Linked DNA regions of Mus musculus: regions 1 and 3 are each linked to region 2. A link is a loop called in an ENCODE intact Hi-C map of the cell type or tissue named here. Cell type or tissue: gastrocnemius. All regions are shown on one strand.

Region 1 (2,500 bases), 160 kb before region 2:
AAGACAGGGTTTCTCTGTGTAGCCCTGGCTATTCTGGAACTCACTCTGTAGACCAGGCTGGCCTTGAACTCAGAGATATCTGCCTCTGTCTCTATGGCATGCACCACCATGTCCAGCTTTTAAACTGTTTGGTTGTTTTAAATTATATTCCAAAAATACTGCATGTACTATGCCTGCTTTTAAAAACTTACTGTTTGAATGTTTCAGTTCATTCCTCTATTACAATTTCACATCCTGGTAATCTGTTTTCACTTGATGCTTGATATTGGCGAGGCTTCCAACAAAGTTTATTCAATTTATTGTTTCATTTTTCTAAAATTCAATATTTTTGGAGACACTTGAATTCCTCTTTCACATCCTGAGTTGTCTTTGTTGCTGTTGTTACATCTAGCTGTTCATCTGTACTCTCTTCCAATACATTCTGGTCTTCAACCCTCTCCTTGATTCCACTGATCATCCGTATAATCATTCTTTTGAAGTCATTATCATCCGCTCAGTTACTGTGGACTTACACAGTGGATGGCCCTGCTGCTCTGCTTTCTCCTGTTTCCTGTGCTTCTACATAGGACTGAGTGGGACACTGGCCATGTGTTCTTTCAGCTGAAATACTCACCATGGTGCAGACACACTAGGTTTGACTTTCTGACAACTGGGCTGCAGTGCAGCTTGGTAGCCACTCGACCATGTGTTTAAGGTGCAGGGATGAGGGAACAAACTGCAACACACCCTACAGGCAACTGGCTTGAAGAGAAGTTGTTGGCTCTATTCTCTAAGATGCAGAGGATAGGGGGTCATCTTTGTATCTACGGTAATCTTCTACATCAATGTGGATTCTAATCTATTAGTTAGGCTTTAATAAAGCTACAATGTGTTAAATCAATACTGAAAAATTAAAGAGGCCCTTGTCATTTTCACAATGGTAAAAATTTATCTCATACATATTTGAAAGGTGCTAGTTTGGGGGTCTATGAAATGGCTCAGTGTAACTGCACTTACCACATGAACATGAAGACTTGATTTTGACCCCAAAAATCTCATGAAGAATGAGAACTGAGTTCTTAAAGTTGTCCTCCGACCTCTACAGGCATGTCCTGGCATGCCCTAATTGTCAGATTATAGGTGCTTCCACTAGGCTCCTCCCAGGGCTTACAACACCAACCACCACCACCAGGTGGCAGGCTTCCCATAAAGGGATTGCCAGGCACTCCAGCCCCCAATCTCTCTGTACCCAGTTTTTCTCTCTCCCCTCCCCTCTTTCTGTCCTCTGTGCCCCATCCTCTTCTCTACCCTTATGGCTCTGCTCTCATCTGTCTGCCTCTACCCCTTCTCTAGGTCCTCACTCCCCCTTCCTTCTCCCAATAGTGTAATTCCTCAGGGCATACCTTAGCATGGGCCCAACATATCTCCTTGCCACACTATATTTCATAACACTAATCATCACACATACACACACACACAAATAAACAAACTTTTGAAAAGTGCTAGGAAAGCAACAGGACTAGTTACCTCTTTCTCTGACCTCTTCAAGTGGTTGCATCTGTCTAGGAACTGATAGCCCGCCATGACCCACTCCTTCTGTATCAGACTCTGAAATCCAGTAATTGTCCTGAAGTATGGATCCATCATCACTTGAATGAGAGAAGCCACCAGACAACTCAAGTCTCTGCCTTCCTCCTCTGTCAATAAAATGGAAAGAAAATGAAGACCAAGAGAAATCCTGAATGTAAGTTAGGTAATTCAACATTCTATACTTTAAATTGCCTTCAAAATAGTCTATGTAAGAAAATTTAGTGGATTCCAGCAGCTCTCAAATATAATAAACTTATTTTTTACAAGTCATGTTCTATATTTATTGGAAATCTATATGAACCAAGAGAAGTATCAGAGCAAGTCATCAGTAAGTAAAAACTAAACACAATATTTATGCTAATTCACTCCACCACACTGAAGATGCCATTCCACCCTGATGCACTGACCGTGGGGCTCAGTAGCAAATGCACTCTCATATGTCACTATTGGCAGATAACAGCAGTTCACTGCACACATTTTTTCTTGTTTATTCTTCTCTCATGTAATATATCCCAACCAGTTTTCCCTCCGTTCTCCTGTCCTGGCCACCCCTCCTTCGTTCATCCACTCTTCCTTTCCTTTAGAAAAGAGCATGCCTCCCAGGGATATCCACCAAACATTTCATATCAAGTTGCAAGAAGATGAGGCATCTCTCCTCACACGAAGGCTGGACGAGGCCACCCAGTAGGAGGGAAAGGGTCCAACGGCAGGCAGAGCAGTGCTCACATCTTTTACTTCTCATAGTTTAGGGTAGAATGTATTTCTAGGATGCATTCTGCTCTTGTTTTGTCAAGGATAGTAAATAAAACACCGTCTTCTACTGGGCAGTGGGGGTGCATGTCTTTAATCCCAGCTCTCAAGAGGCAGAGGCAGGTGGATTCCTATGAGTTTGAGGCCAGTCTGTTCTACAAAGCGGTTCCAGGACAGCCAG
Region 2 (2,500 bases):
TTCCTCAATGGGGGGAAGAAGAACTGAGTTCTCTATCTGAGAACCATGAAGCCAGCTATGCTGGCTAGTTTTATGTCAAGCAAGAGTCATCTGAGAGGAGGGAGCCCCAATTGAGAAAATGCCTCCATGTGATCTGGCTAATGCGAGCCTGTAGGGCATTTTCTTAATTAGTGATTGATGTGTGTGGGCCCAGCCCACAGTAGGTGGGATCACCCTGGCATGGTTGCTTAAGTGATGGAGAACCAGCCAGTAGGCAGCACTCCTCTATGGCCTCTGTATCGGCCCTTGCCGCCAAGTTCCTGCCTTGAGTGCTTTCAAAGATGAACAGTGATGTGGAAGTGTAAGCAAAATCAACCCTTTCCTCCCCAAGTTGCTTTGGCCATAGTGCTTTTTCACAGCAATCAAGACCCTAAGACACCACCTATGCATTACTCAAAACCCAAGCAGGCTCTGGGCTTAAATCAGGCCAATGGTATCATCAGATGGGCAGCTGAAGTATGCTGTCCTATAGGGTTCTGTACTTGGAGTGGCCCTGAATCCAGTTCCATATTCTACTGCTGTCTTAAAATTTTTGAAAAAAAAAATTAAAACAAGGAAGCACACCTATTGTTTTGCGGTCCAGCCAACAAATGTTACAGCAGATCTCTGATGAAAATTCCACCAGTGCCAAACCCAAGGGAGTCCACCAAGTGCCAAAGGCTTGCCTGCAGTTGAGGTGGTGGCCTCCTCTAGGTCTTGCGGGGTGGAGATGATTCCAGCCAAACCTCTGACAAAGTCCCTCTGTCACAAGCAAGTATCCAAGCAAGTGACTCATGAACCTTGACTGGCTGAGCGGCCTGTCTACCCTGGGCCAGTTCAGGAGACTTCCTGAGTGTAGGGTGTCTCCTGCCATAGAGGCTTGGCAGGAGGGCTAGGAACCCTTGAGCCGCTGTTTTTCTAGCAACAACAGTACCCCAGCTTGTGCCAGCTGGTCAGCCTGTCCAGCCAGGAGACCTGGCACCCTTCACCTCCCTTCAATGGCCCACCTTTCTCTCCTTACTGCTGAGCCCTACTCTGCCAGCTCAGCGCTCTGCTGCCCTCAGCTGGCTGTCTTCAGAGCCAATCTGACCCCTAGCTGTGGTTTGCTTCTATAAAAGTTATTTTTCAAATTGCTGCTCTTTTTTTTTTTTTTTCAGTCAAAATACCGACCTGCACAATGTCAATTTGAACTTGCACAAAGCAATCCCATTTAGTCCTAGGGGTTTTATAAGTAGGGGTGGAAAGCCATAGGAGAGTGAAAGGCATTAAGAAGGATAATGCTAAAACACATTCCGTGCCTGCTGTAGAGAGCTCCAGAGGTCTATGGTGGCTCTGGGGGACATTGGTACCTCACCATGGCTCAGAAAACTCTGGACAGTGCGTTGTGGCACCCACAACGTACCCTAACAGAGCTCTTTCCACATGCTCTGTGGGCTCCTGGAGCCTTTGCTATCGTGTGTGTGGGTTTGGCACCCCAGCCCGTACTCCTCCATGTCACGGCATGGGGCCTCATCTTCAGCAAGTGTGTATTTGGGGGATACAATTATTCTTAAGTACCCAAGGGTGACTGGTCACAGGACTCCAAGGTCTAGAAAATCGGCAAGGGCTCAAGGCCCTTGGACAAGATGAGGTTGTGTGCGCACAGAACCTATGTGCATCCTTTAAGACATAGCTTGATGACATAGAATATTTACAAGAGCTTACTTGCTCTGTGTACATATTTGATGAAGATGCACATACATGTATTTTGGCAGTGCTAGGTCTTGAACCCAGGTCATCCCACATACTAAGTCATGGAGCTCCAGCCTTATCCCTAACTATCACACAAACCATGTTATCCTGTACTGTTTAGGCGACAGCAATAAGAAAAAAGAGTCTGTTTAAATTCTTACATTCAAACCTGTGAACATAAAGGTTAATGGCACATTAGTATGATTTCCCTGCAGGTCTAGATAAAGGTCCTTTTTGGAGCCACAGGGCTGCCTGGGCCCTAGGCCACCATCTTAGGACCCAGAGTTGAAAGGACCTGCACCTGTGCCTGCCTGGCAGCTGGCCTTTTGCACCAACAGCTGTTTGCTTGGCCAGGATAGGAAGATGAGGTGAGCTAGAGCAGAGAGAAACAGTTATAGATCATGTGTTGGTAGAGCATTCACTACATGGCTACTGGTGAGTGGGAATCATTCCAGGGACTTCATCTAAGCCCCAGGGATGTGGAGTTGGGGCCAGTGAGCTAGGTTCCTAGGAGTAAGAACCCTTTGTCCCTGGCTGCTTTTACATCTTCGACACCAGGCTTGGCTCCCCCGTCTCCCCTTGTCTCTCTGAGCTGCCCATGAGCTCCATTCTCACCTCTTCACGGAAATGACTCCTGACTCCCAGCATCACAAAGTGATGGGAGCTGGGTTCATCGGCAGGGCCTGCTTTTCCGGGATCAAAGTCTTATCGACAGCCTTTAATCACATGAAAGCAGATATTCCCAGGGCAT
Region 3 (2,500 bases), 230 kb before region 2:
CTCATGTCCAGAAGCTACAGGCTTGCACAGCGACCTAGGGCAGAGACAACTGGGAGAGTGGGCAGGGGGCGGGGACTGAGGCCCGGGGCGTGTCAAAGCTGAAGTGGGCGTGGAAACGGGGCAGGGACGGGGCGCGAGTCCGGGGTGCCCAATACCCTTCAGGGAGCTAGACCGCTGAAGAGAGCTGGGCGAGCAAGGGGCGGGGCGTGAGACCTGGGGCGGGGTCACGAGACGCGGAGCTTGACTGACGGCGGGACGAGCGGGGGAGTGGCGGGTGCGGCGTGAAGCGACCTTCTTTTTCGTTACATTAAAATACTTATTGTATCGAATGCAAAAGCAGAAAGCAATCACGCGACACCACTGTGGTCTTAGAAATACAAAACATTTGGAGAAAGTGCCAAGGCGCTTGAGATGACCAATGGCTCTTTTCGGTGGTCTGCCCCACCCCTACGCATGCCCAATAGAAGTGTTTGCGGCTATAGGCCGGAACCTGTGTGTGGCGGAACTTTAGGCTCTGAGCTTCAGGTTGCATAAGGCGTGTGTTTGGCGTACTGCTTCCGGCCGGCCGGCCGGCTCGCAGCACTCGCGTGGTGCCGTAGTGTGTAGCTATGGCGCCTCGCGTGTTTCGTCGACAGACTCTGGAACGGTGTCTGAGGGAAATCAGGAAAGCCACCAACCGACCGGAGTGTTTCCTCACGTAAGTACAGATCCAGGTCTGGGAGAGAGCAGCGCGCATCTCACCGGTGCTGGGCGGGCCAGCATATGGCAACTTCTGAAAGCCAGGAAGGGAAAGTACAGGTCGCTTAGCCCCAACTTCAGACAGTTTTTGCTCCGTTGGCCTGTCAAAATGCTAAAAGTAAAAGCGGCTCGGTGCAGATTTCCTAGTTGTGGGCTATTGCACTAAGCCCAGTTATTCGCGTCCAGAGAGGCTCATTGAGGGCGGAATATGCTTTCTGAATTTGTCCCCAAAATACACACTGAAAGTACGTACTTGTTGCTTGTCAATGCATTTTCATGACTTGTGGTGGAGACCCACAGCCAGACAGTAGACGAAGCTCGGAGAAGCCCGCAGAAGAGGGAGGAGGGGTGACTGTAGGAGCCATAGGGGTCCCAGGACACCACAAGAACATGGCCCACAGAATCCACTAACCAGGGCTCAGGGAGGGGCCCACAGAGACTTTACTGGCTATCAAGGAGCCTGCGCTGGTTAGCGCTGGGTCCTCTGCATATATATTGTGATTGTTAAGCTTGGGATTTTTGTGGAACTTGTAGCAGTGGCAGTAGGCTCTTGGAGCTCTTGTACCCCTGCCGGATTGCCTTGAAATGAGGGGTTGTGTTTGGTTGATATCTCTGGAAGCCTACTTTTTCTGAAGAGAAACGGAGGAGTACTGTGGATCTGGAGGAGGTGAGGAGGGAGAAGAGGCTGCAATTGGGATGCTTTGTAGGAAAGAAAAATAAATTTAAAAAAAATAGGAGAGACTTCTTTCTTCCCAGCACTTTGATTAAGTTCTGTAAAATTATGACTCTGACTTATTATTTTTTAAATATTTTTTATTATTACGTATTTTCCTCAGTTACATTTAGAATGCTATCCCAAAAGTCCCCCATACCCTCCCCACTACTTCCCTACCCACCCATTCCCCATTTTTTGGCCCTGGCATTCCCCTGTACTGGGGCATATAAAGTTTGCGTATGACTCTGACTTATAATGAAAATCTTAGCAACAGTATCACAGACTCATTGTGTCCAAAATAGAGCTCCTTACCCCCTCCTGTACTCTTCTCTCCCCTGAAGTCATTTCCCTGTTTCCATTACGTTTACGGCCCCACGAAAAGGCAGTTCTATCATTTCATTTATTTAGATTCAGCTAGTCTGCTTCCTTGATGCTTTCATTTTTCTCTGTCCTATTTTCTCTATCCCCTTTAGCATCCTGCCTACGCTATATTTAGACACTGATTCCTAGTTGTCATACTGACTGCGTCTCCAACATAAAAATCCTTTGCGATGCTTCATCAGCTTTCTAACAACTCAACTCTATCGTGCTTTTTGTTTCCACATTGTAAATTATCATTTCAAACTTCAGCCTGCAACTCTGTTCTCATTACGCTTAAAGTGTTCCTGTCTTAGAACTCTGCGTGGTTTCTGTCTTGCCACCCCCCCCCCCCCAGCTTCTATAACCTCAGCCGTACACTCTGCCTCCTCAGTCACACTACAGCTGTCTTGGTCTTTCTGTTCTTCACATTGTCTGAAAACCAGAGTTATGTGTTTCCACATCTGTACAGGATACTCTATTTTACCTGTAGGTCTCAATCCCATTTCAGATATCATATCCTTAGATAATTTTTCTCAAGCTTAAAGCCAGGTGGGAATCACTTGCCAAACGACTAATAGGTGAGGAGTATGTATGATGCAGATTTGAGGATTTAAGGCTGACTTCCTGGGTATCTCCAGGCAAGTAGATGCGTAAGCTTCAGTATATACAGCAAAGTCAGGTTTTTAG

What was found. Peaks named below come from ENCODE experiments on the same cell type or tissue, not always from the same donor. Only the 100,000 strongest peaks of a DNase experiment are listed, where the experiment ranks them.
Region 1: a loop joins it to region 2, with 11 times the contacts of the local background. A loop is called at or near these places in 23 of 42 quality-filtered maps.
Region 3: it touches region 2 in a loop (2.6-fold over the local background); 2 of 42 quality-filtered maps call a loop at or near these places.

What each region holds. Positions count from the first base shown.
Region 1 is chr7:64,325,828-64,328,327 of GRCm38, reverse strand. It overlaps Mtmr10 (myotubularin related protein 10), which reads right to left. Exons shown (of 16, transcript NM_172742.2): 13 at 1,507-1,676. Among named protein-coding and RNA genes, the nearest start is that of Mtmr10, 39 kb to the right of the region's middle. In gastrocnemius, a CTCF peak has its summit at 1,164 (motif pointing right); a DNase peak (open chromatin) is centred at 1,169.
Region 2 is chr7:64,163,653-64,166,152 of GRCm38, reverse strand. The region is part of intron 1 of Trpm1 (transient receptor potential cation channel, subfamily M, member 1); the gene reads right to left. Among named protein-coding and RNA genes, the nearest start is that of Trpm1, 11 kb to the right of the region's middle. In gastrocnemius, a CTCF peak has its summit at 1,080 (motif pointing left); a DNase peak (open chromatin) is centred at 997; H3K27ac peaks cover 1,520 bases.
Region 3 is chr7:64,390,303-64,392,802 of GRCm38, reverse strand. Mphosph10 (M-phase phosphoprotein 10 (U3 small nucleolar ribonucleoprotein)) reads left to right here and starts at 567. Exons shown (of 11, transcript NM_026483.2): 1 at 567-697. The coding sequence starts at 609. It overlaps Mcee (methylmalonyl CoA epimerase), which reads right to left and starts at 181. Exons shown (of 3, transcript NM_028626.2): 1 at 1-181. The coding sequence starts at 5. In gastrocnemius, no CTCF peak of the experiment used is centred here; DNase peaks (open chromatin) are centred at 147, 486 and 1,085; H3K4me3 peaks cover 2,120 bases; H3K27ac peaks cover 1,430 bases.